Linked DNA regions of Homo sapiens: regions 2 and 3 are each linked to region 1. The links are chromatin contacts, found by Hi-C or POLR2A ChIA-PET in ENCODE. All regions are on one chromosome and are shown on one strand. The core of a region is the stretch at or near the end of the contact, and the rest is flanking DNA. Distances in the headings are between cores, read along the strand shown. Region 1 holds the start of CD55 (CD55 molecule (Cromer blood group)). Region 2 holds the start of PPP2R5A (protein phosphatase 2 regulatory subunit B'alpha). Region 3 has its middle 22 kb from the start of BTG2.

Evidence for each region. A loop is a pair of places that touch in the nucleus more often than their neighbours do. ChIA-PET counts read pairs that join two places held with the same protein, here RNA polymerase II (POLR2A). Pooled maps may share reads with other maps.
Region 2: a pooled map shows a loop between it and region 1 (23-fold over the local background). The contact joins the promoter of PPP2R5A here to the promoter of CD55 in region 1. A Hi-C loop is called at or near these places in 6 of 50 pooled maps. POLR2A ChIA-PET finds 5 or more read pairs at or near these places in 2 of 52 experiments (activated CD4-positive, alpha-beta T cell and activated T-cell).
Region 3: a pooled map shows a loop between it and region 1 (2.8-fold over the local background). The contact joins the enhancer-like site here to the promoter of CD55 in region 1. A Hi-C loop is called at or near these places in 1 of 37 single-sample maps with no recorded cell type and 2 of 50 pooled maps. POLR2A ChIA-PET finds 5 or more read pairs at or near these places in 1 of 52 experiments (naive thymus-derived CD4-positive, alpha-beta T cell).

Annotation. Positions count from the first base shown.
Region 1 is chr1:207,319,979-207,323,123 of GRCh38, reverse strand. It overlaps CD55 (CD55 molecule (Cromer blood group)), which reads right to left and starts at 1,446. Exons shown (of 10, transcript NM_000574.5): 1 at 1,259-1,446; 2 at 557-742. The coding sequence starts at 1,358. It overlaps LOC107985251 (a long non-coding RNA gene), which reads left to right and starts at 995. Exons shown (of 3, transcript XR_007066838.1): 1 at 995-1,438. RefSeq lists a silencer at 1,171-1,250 and an enhancer at 1,811-2,020.
Region 2 is chr1:212,283,905-212,287,049 of GRCh38, reverse strand. It overlaps PPP2R5A (protein phosphatase 2 regulatory subunit B'alpha), which reads right to left and starts at 1,640. Exons shown (of 13, transcript NM_006243.4): 1 at 759-1,640. The coding sequence starts at 939. LINC02608 (long intergenic non-protein coding RNA 2608) reads left to right here and starts at 2,029. Exons shown (of 4, transcript NR_125984.1): 1 at 2,029-2,071. RefSeq lists a silencer at 908-1,877 and an enhancer at 2,048-2,127.
Region 3 is chr1:203,326,410-203,329,554 of GRCh38, reverse strand. No RefSeq gene overlaps it. Among named protein-coding and RNA genes, the nearest start is that of BTG2, 22 kb to the right of the region's middle. RefSeq lists enhancers at 233-869, 1,529-1,718, 1,919-2,018. Within about 2 kb of position 1,579, at least 39 of the 41 ENCODE cell types and tissues checked have a DNase peak (open chromatin) inside an H3K27ac peak, as active enhancers do.

The sequences.
Region 1 (3,145 bases), core at 197-2,696:
AGCAAGAAGAGAAGATTTGGAATATTCTCCACACAAACACCAAGTGTTTGAGGTACTGGCTATCCAATTACCCTGATTGATCATGACACACTGTATGCATGTGCCAGAATATCACATGTACCCTATAAATATGTACAAGTATAACAGATTTTGAAGTAAATATTGAGAGCTTTTAAAAATGCCACCACAGAGTTGTATTTGGTAAGTCCTACTTTATAAAATACTTAAGAAAACATATCATTTACGCTATGTGTCTCAAGGCAATTGCCAAATATATTTTATATGTTTACTCCCTAAACAATACCTATTGTTTATTTTCTCTACTAGTTCGTTCAAGAGGTACAGTGTTAGGAAGAAAAACTCTTAATGAAGCAGCAGGACCTACTCAGGGTGGTAAATGTCTTCAATTAGCTGGAGTGTGACGTGCCAACAGGGTATACCCTGGGGTTTAGTAACGCTAGAGAACTATCAATTACTAGTCACTCCAAAGGTATATAAAAATAAATTTAAGATACATTCCATTCCCAGAACTTTTCTAAAAAGATGAAGAACTTACGATTGCAGAACTCTTCAATATCTGACCATTGACTGCCCTTAAGGCAGATCACTGAGTCCTTCTCGCCAGGAATTTTCACAAAGCTTTCTTCACATTTGTACGTTATTACAGTATCCTCGGGAAAACTTGTACGGCCTTCCAAAGCTGGCTGGGCATTAGGTACATCTGGGGGAAGGCCACAGTCACCTAGGGAGACAAAAGCAGAACTGAAGGAAATGACTATCAAGTGTCCTCACAGTTGCTGTTTTCAAGACACAAGCCCCCTTGAAATGCCACACCTGAAAGAGATGACATGCAAGTTTGCAGCATCGTGTGCTCCACACGGCTGGACTCTGTCGAGAGTGGGGAACGGTCAGCGGTCTGGCCTCCCATCCTTTTAGACCAGCTTTTTGGGGGTTAAGGATACAGTCTCTTTGAGCCCTCCCTTTCGATTTTGCCAGGCTTGGCTGCTCCGCAAACCCAGCCGGGGCCTCTTTAACCCTCCACGCCGACCCCTAAAGCCAAGTCAGCTGGGGGCCGACACAGCAGGAGCCCCAAATGCTGGTGAGCGGCGAGAGCCTTAAAGGCACAGGACGGCGGGAACCACGACCGCGGGCCAAGCTCCCCACCTGCCAAGTCGCCGGCCCCTGTGCGTGTCTCAGAGACCGACTTGGACCTCCCACCCAGCCCAGGGGCTTCCCCGGCCGCCGGGCCCCTACTCACCCCACACGGCCGGCAGGCACAACAGCACCAGCAGCAGCAGCCGGGGCAGCTCCCCGAGGAGGGGCAGCGCCGCGGGCACGCTCGGCCGCGCGACGGTCATGGCGCGCCGGGTTAGAACAAGGACGCGCCGCCGGGACTCCGCCGAGTCGCAGCTACGCCCAGCGGCCGGAGCGAGTTGCAGTAAGCAGAAGCCTCGTGGCTCCGCAATACCAGTTAAATGAGTGCTTTGGGCGGGGTCTGGGCTGGGGCTCTGCGTCACCAAGGGTGGGACAAACAAGACGGGTGGAGTAGGGGTTTGTTGTGGTCAGAGGTGCGGTCAGAGGGCTCCGGCGTCATACGCCCCGGGGGCCCTAGACTCGGGGAGAGTGGGGAGGGGAAGGAGGAGGAGCTCGCTGGCAACACCCTCTGGGACTCACTCTCTCCACTGCTGGGTGGGGCCTGCGATGACCTGCCTTCTAGAAACCTAAATATCTCCTCGCTACGTAAACACAAACGGGGTGTAAACGGGAGAGGGGGAGGGGTGCTCAAGTATCGCAGGCCTTGCTGCCCGCACGTGAGTTCGTCTAAGCGGAGCATCCCCGCGCTTGAGTGCTGCCAAGGGGACCTGCAGGTGCGGTGGAGTTCGGGGGCTGAGACTCAGGCGCTGAGACGCGGTGCTCTACCCGCGTCTTGGGCCCTCTACTGGGAGGTCTGTCAAAGGCCAGCACGAGGGTGGGGAAATAACTAAGGAGGAAGGGCGTCATCTCCTAGAACACTCTCTAATGTGAAAACAGAGACCTGGGGAAACAGGTTGAATAACACAGTAGGGAGTGAACATTGTTCATGCCTTGTTCGGGTGGGAGTCATTTTCTTCACCCGGGTTCTCCTTATTTACGAAAGACACCACTTTGGGATTACTCCAGACTGACTGTAGAGAGAAATTCACCAGTGTGCGTGTGTGTATGTGTGTGTGTGTGTGTGTGTGTGTGTGTGCGCGCGCGCGCGCGCGCCTCGGGGCGGTGTGGGGTGGGATAACAATAAAAACAAACAGACCCCAAAACGCTGAATGGTGGTGGGGTGGATTTTAAGAGGAAGGCTTGTTACAAACCCTTTAGAATAAATAGCCTGAGGTTTGCAAGACTGGCCACACATTAGAATCACGTGGGGAGCTTATATATATATTTATATTTATATATTCATATATATTTATACATATATAAATATATATTCTTTAAGTTCTGGAATACATGTGCAGAACATGCAGGTTTGTTACATAGGTATACACGTGCCATGGTGGTTTGCTGCACCCATCAACCCAACATCTACATTAGGTATTTCTCCTAATGCTATCCCTCCCCTAACCCCCACCCTCCAACAGGCCCCCGTGTGTGATGTTCCCCTCCCTGTGTCTGTGTATTCTCATTGTTCAACTCCCACTTATGAGTAAGAACATGCAGTGTTTGGTTTTCTGGTCTTATGTTAGTTTGCTGAGGTTGATGGTTTCCAGCTTCATCCATGTCCCTGCATAGGACATGAACTCATCCTTTTTTATGGCTGTGTAGTATTCTATGGTGTATATGTGCCACATTTTCTTTATCCAGTCTATCATTGATGGGTATATGGGTTGGTTCCAATCCAGAGGCCCAAACTGCACCTTAGACAAATTAAATCAGCATCTTTGGGGATGGGACTGGGTATCAGGATTACTTAAAGTGCCACACTGTGCAGCCAGGTTTGAGAACCACAGACCTATATGGTACTGGTCAGAGTAAAGATCTATCCAGCTTAGGACCACCCCTGTCGAAAACAGAAAGGATATAGATGGCAAGGTGGGTTGCCCTTCTTCATAGAGAATAGCCTCAAGAACATGCTTCCCTGTAATAATTTATCTGGGTCTGGCTAGCAGAG
Region 2 (3,145 bases), core at 391-2,890, 5.0 Mb before region 1:
TGGCAAACTAAGTTCCCATTCGACTGCAAAGCAACACTACCTACTCCTTCGTATTTCCAAATAGACCATGTGTATCGGCTCAGACAACAGAATATTTTAAATCTATTCCTTGAGCTAAAGGATACCATTTAAAGCTAACGATCCTGTGAATAAGATACTACACTGGTCAAATTTTAGGCTTTTTCTTTATAAATACATCCAAAGGCCAGCTAACTCTTAACCGTTGTTTGCATTCGGATTCCTGGTCTGATGACTCTTAGGGGCAATCAATGGGAAGTGAAGTTGAGAAGAAGGTGGGTGCAGACGGCTTTATAACTGTAAAAGTAAAGGACTAGCTAAAAGTGGCCGAACAGAGGAGCTGACACTCGGGAAAGTGAAGGTCGGGGAAGGTTCGTGCGGTTGTTAAAGCAAGACCGGGAAAGGGCAAACCTGGAAGAGGAGTGAAGGACTCTACTTCACGGGACGCAAGATAGGAAGTGCAGGTTAAGCAAGCGCGCAGGTGGGGAAGGGTGTTGGCCTCCCCTAGGATGGAAAGAGTTCAGGTGGGAATTAGAAGGAAACAGCCAAGACTTCACAGAAAACCTGTTTGAATAAGGAGGAGGGCGTGAGGTGACGCCAAGGCATTGTGGGGAACTCGGCTCACACACTACCAGTCCCAACTGAGCAGGAGAAACCCAGCAGGAAATGGCTCTGCTGGCGCAGAGGCAAGCGTTGCCAGCCCCTGCGCTCGCTGCTGGGGCTGCGCCCTCGGAGGTTACCTTTGAGCTGGGGCAGCGGGTGCAGCTCTGCCTGGCTGCCCTGGCTGCGAAACTGCGACGAGCCCTGGGAGCGCTTCTGCCTCTGCGCCTTGCGGACCGATTTCCGGGTGAAGCCGTCCACTTTCTCCGAGGCCGAGATGGCGGCGCTGGCAGCCCCCGCCGGCGGCGACGACGACGACATCTCCGCGGCCCTGACGCTTGGCAGCTCCGGCTGCTGCTTGCAAGGCACGGGCAGCGGCGGAGACGGCAGGAGGAGGCGGGGGAGAGGCGCGGGGTGCTCGCGCCCCTGCGCCCCGGCCCCACGGCCCTCCGGCCCCGGGACGCCGCCGAGCTTCTCCTCGCCGCCCGCCAACGCCTCACGGCCACATCTCAGCGCTGGAGGTTCCTGGTCCCCGGCGCGCGGCGAGCTCCCGGGGCTGACGGAGGGAAGGGCGGGGGCGGAGGGGGGTGAAGAAGTTGTTGACTCTGGGCGCGCAGAGCGGGTGGAAGAGAGCCCGAAGTTTAGACAACTGAGGCGGGGGCACGGGGGTGCGGGTGCCGAGCGCGCCTCTCGTCGCTTCTGCCCCCGTCGCCAGCCAGCCGGCCGGCCAGCACCTCAGCGGCCGCTGCCAGCGCAGCCCGCCCTGCCTGGAGCCTCCTCTCAGGGCGCTGCCATCGCGGGTCCCCTCGGAGCCACTGCCGCGGTGCCCGCTCTTCCCGGTCAACGCCGGCCCCTCATCGCCCGGGGCGCTGCCCCGTAGCCCCGGCCCTCTGCGTGCACACACTCGCTCCTTGCCGCGCTGGGCGGCCCGAACCCCCTCCCCCACGCGCCCGTCGGCCGCCCACGGAGAACCCCAGGCGAGCGACCGCTACAACTTGAGAAGGTGGTTGGTACAGGCGACTGGGGAGTGTGTGCGCGTGTGCGCGCGCCAGGGCGCGCGGCCCGGGGAGGGGCCTCGCAAGGGGTGGGAAGGAGGAGTTTGACTGACAACTTCCGCGGGGTCCCGCCCGCCTCTTGGTGCGGCGGCGGGGGAGGGGGCGGGAAAGCATGCCAGCCCTCTTAGCCAATCACACGGCTAAGCGGCAGCGACGGCGTGAGGTGCGGCCTCTTGAGGCAGAGGAGTGGGGCGGGCTGTGTGACGGGCTTCGGCCACAGCCAATCGTAAGTGAAGACGGCGAGCGGGGTGCCCCTGCGTCAGAACAAATGCGGCAAATCGCTTGGGAGGGAGGGGAAGCGCTCCTCCACCAGCGGGCATTTTTGCGCTCACGCGCGACTGCTCCAGGCTGTCATTGCTCTCCTGACCGTCTACGAGAAGACTGGGAAACTTGAGAGGGTGCGTTCAGAGAGCAAAATAGAGCGCCCCTTCCCTTCCCTCACCTCTCTGCTGGCCAATGAAGAACTGAAGCGATTGGTGGGGCGCCGGAGGGCTGGGGCGCGAAAGAGCGCCAGGTGTTACACCACTGAAAGGGGGCGCAGCAGAGGTCAGGTGGCGAGCAAGCAGTGTGATTGACGGGCGAGGGGCCCGGGGAAGGCGAGAAGGTGAGCTCGTCCAATCGTTGCGAGGTCTGGACACCTGGGCGGGTCTTGGCGCCTTACTGGCCCCAAACCGCAAAATTGGTAGTTGCGGAATAAATTTGTAGCTCTTGGGAGGTTCGGACTCCGCAACTCCAGAGAGCTACTCTCGCGTGGGGTTTGGGCAGTCTAGCATCTGCTGCTTCAAAGAGTTCTGCAAGTCCACGCCCTCTAAAAAGAGATTTCTCATTCCCAATTTAGTATCCTGCTAATTTTCACCCCTCCTTGAGCCAAAGGCCCTCAACTACTCCAACGAGAAGAGTACAAATTCATTGGTCAGTGGTGTGTGGATATGGAGGCTTGCCATGTACTCTTACCGGAATCTCTTTCTTGGAGATTCCGTCTAGATTTTGAATTTCTTAAGGACGAGGACTGGTCATCTTAGTTTTTCGTGCAGTGCTTTCCATACGGTGGCCGTTAATAATTATTAATCTGAACAGTCAGCCTCCCTTTGCGCCAATGGACCCAAATCTGTAATCCCCTCCCTCGAGCTCCAGACCTTTTCCTTTCAACATAATAAAAGTAATTGTCGTATATTTAAACGAAGCCACCTGATGCATATGTACAGAAGATTCCAAATTTGGCAGGAAGTTGAATTCTAGACCTAGAACCAAACATACTATCCTCAAAACATTTCCTCCTTCAGATTTGCTGGGCGGTGAAATTGTACATAATCCTCCCAGTCAAGGAGGTTCAAACCTCAGCAGCGTTTCTGACACTTTTCGCTTTCTCACATAGTCAAGCTCCAGATCATGTTAAATCTACTTTCACAATTGGCGTTTCTCCCAATGTGTACAAAGACCGCCAAACGTAGTTCACGGCTTTCAAACTCACT
Region 3 (3,145 bases), core at 330-2,829, 4.0 Mb after region 1:
CTGCAAGATCCGCCTCCTGGGTTCACGCCATTCTCCTGCCTCAGCCTCCCGAGTAGCTGGGACTACAGGCGCACGCTGCCACGCCCAGCCAATTTTTTGTATTTTTAGTAGAAACGGGGTTTCACCGTGTTAGCCAGGATGGTCTCGATCTCCTGACCTCGTGATCTGCCCGCCTCGGCCCCCAAAGTGCTGGGATTACGGGCGTGAGCCACCGTGCCCGGCGCCACACCTTTTTTTTAACCCAGAAAATATAAAGTGCTTTCACTTCTATGACATTTCTTTCCCTGACACATCTATGCGGTAAGGATACAGGTATGATACAGCCTACTTTACAAGACAGGGTAACTGGGACCTAGCACGTTTAATTGACTTGTCTCCCTAAAGGCACAGACTCAAGACTGAACCCCAGAACCCCAGTCTTACTGGCTCCCCATTGAACTGTATCCCATCTTTGTGTGTTCCTTACCCTCTTCCCTGACCTCGCCGTCAGGCGTCACTGAAATGCCCCAGACGCATCACTGCTTTTGTTCTTAACAATGTGAAACATCAACCAAGCCCAGCAGGTGATAGGACTGGACAGCCGCCAGGGGTCTGTGAGCACTGAACAACCAGTCTCCACGTCCACTGAAGATAATGTATGATGTATCAGCATGTGGTATGTTTGGGGCAGGCAAGAGAATGCAGAAGGGGTGAGTCTCCAGGTGACACGAAAAGACTTCAGGAAAGGGATTTGGGGAAAACAAACAAGCCCATCTAAGTGTCAATGTGCATATATGGAGAGAACATTTATGGAATGTTCTACCTAACAAAAGGAGAAAGTTAAATCCTATTAAAAAGGGAGTTGTAAGTCCTTGCTTGCTGCTGTTCTAAAAATTTTTGAGAGGTGGAAATGTGAAGAAAAGACCTTGAAGAAAAGAGAAATCTAGTCTTGCCAAGATAATTCTCCCTTAGTAAAAATCTAGGAGCCAAACGCAGGACCCATCCCAGGGCCTTGAAACCATACCAAGTTTTATTCTGAGTCTTAAATTACTTTACTCATAGGACTTTAAATGTCCTTAGGATCTAGTGCTATCCCCAGCACCTAAACCAAGAATTGTGAGCTGAGGTAAAATGTGAGAAAGAAATGCTCATTCCTTTGTTATTAATACCTAAAATAATATCACCATTTATTAGGCAATTATGTGCCAGGCATTTTGTCACAATAATGAGAGGAGATAGTGCCATTATTATCATTAGTATTTTTCATAGGAGAAAATTGAGGCTCAGAGAGGTTAAGTAACTGCTCAAAGTAACACAGCCAGAAAGTGGCAGAGGCTAGAGTCGAATCGTGGTCACCTGTCTCTTCAGTCTAAATCTCAATGCTACTGTGCCGAATTCTTTGAGTTTGTGGGTGTGTGTGTGCTTCTGTGTCCTGGGGCGGGGGAACAACGTCACTCGAGATACATTAAACGACGTTTACAATGTACGTGCTGGGGAACTGTATGCTGTCTTAGAGGCTGAGGCTGGCGCCCGTGGCCACAGTACAATGGAGGGGGTGGTTAATCTGGTTTTAGAGGATGGCGGATTGGCGATGGCAGACAGAGCTCAAGTAACTGCGCCCATAGGAGGGCGCAAGCACGCAGAGGCACGAGAAGAAAAGGAAGAGGGCCTGAGCCCGAACTTGGGGAAATCAATGCCCAAAGCCTGAGGGACTCTGGAGGGAGGACGGGAAAGGGCCAGAGGTTCACCCCCGAACCTCCAGTTGCTCAAGAAGCGCCGGGCGGGGCCCTGCAGTCGCTCAAGCTGCGAGGAGGACCTGAGAAGCGGGGACGCCTTCGAGGTTTTAGGGACCTGAGCTCCGGCGGCAGGTGGCGAAAAGGCCCAAGCCCAACGGCCGCCCCGCCTCGCCCCTTCCCCGCCTCCCCCTTCTCTGAAAGGCCCCATTCTCCACAGCCGCCGGGGGAGCAACTCCGTTGGGAAGCCACCTAGCGCCCGGCCCCACCTTTCTTTTTTTCTTTTTTTTTTTTTCTTAATAGTTCTCGGCCAAACGCCGCGGCGTCAGGGCGGGCTTGGATTGGCCCGCGCCGCCCCCGAGCCAGCCAATCAGCGGCTTGTTGCCAAGGTGGGGCTTCCCCAGAGCGGGCGGAGGCTGCGGCGCGGCTGCTGTTTCCCAGCAAAGAAAGCAGACTTGTGAGGGCGTCTGGTGGCACTTTCAGGTCCCAGTCAGCTGCTCGTGGGGATTGAGGGACGTGGGTGGGTGGCTGGGGGGTGAGCGGCCGAGGGCCCATATCCGGGACGGAGGGAGGGTCACCTGCCTGCCTTTGCACGCCCAGCCGGCGCTGTCTCCCTCCTCCCCGAAGCTTCCTTGCTGGACAGGTCTGACTCCAGGCAGCCCGTGTGGGATCGCCTTGGCCGCAACGGTCCCGGGTGGAAAGGCATCACCGTTGTCCCCTTACCCTCACCACCAAGCATATTGAGGAAGAGGGACTTGCAAACGTGAGAAGGTGCAAAAATCATCCACCTAACTTCTGAGGCAGAACAGACTATGAACTGAAGACAGTGCTGTATTGCAGTGTGTGCCCCAAAAGGGACCAGCTGACCTTGCAGGCCCGGAGGTGCTAATGAGAGAATGAAAAGGGCCCCGGGAAGCAGGAGACGTAAATCGCACACCTTCTCCCCATGTAACAATAATGCCCAAACCGCCACAAAGCAAGGGTCTGGACGATAGGGTCTCACTTTTCCAACCATAGCTCAGTTACACAAGGGAGAAAGGGCAGAGGCAGATCTACCCCTCACACATTTTCTACCCCTCACACATTTTCCTTTGGCCTCATACTCAATTCCCCAGTCCTGTTTATCTCAGTTTCCATTGTGTAACCTAGATGAATGCCTCCTGTTCTAGTAATGGCCATAATAATATTTAATCACATTTATTGTGTACTTTCTAAGAGCTGGGTACCCTTCTGAGCACCTCACAAAAATCAATCCTCCCAACAATACCGACTAGGAACTACTTTTATCTTATTTTAAGGATGAAAAAACAGGCAGTGAGAAGTTAGGTAACTTGCCTGTTGTCACAGAGCTAGCTGTACCTAGGTAGTCTGTTTCCACCTGGGAAACCCATCTGACTTTGCTCTAGAAGACGGGGACTTTCCTGCTATATTGC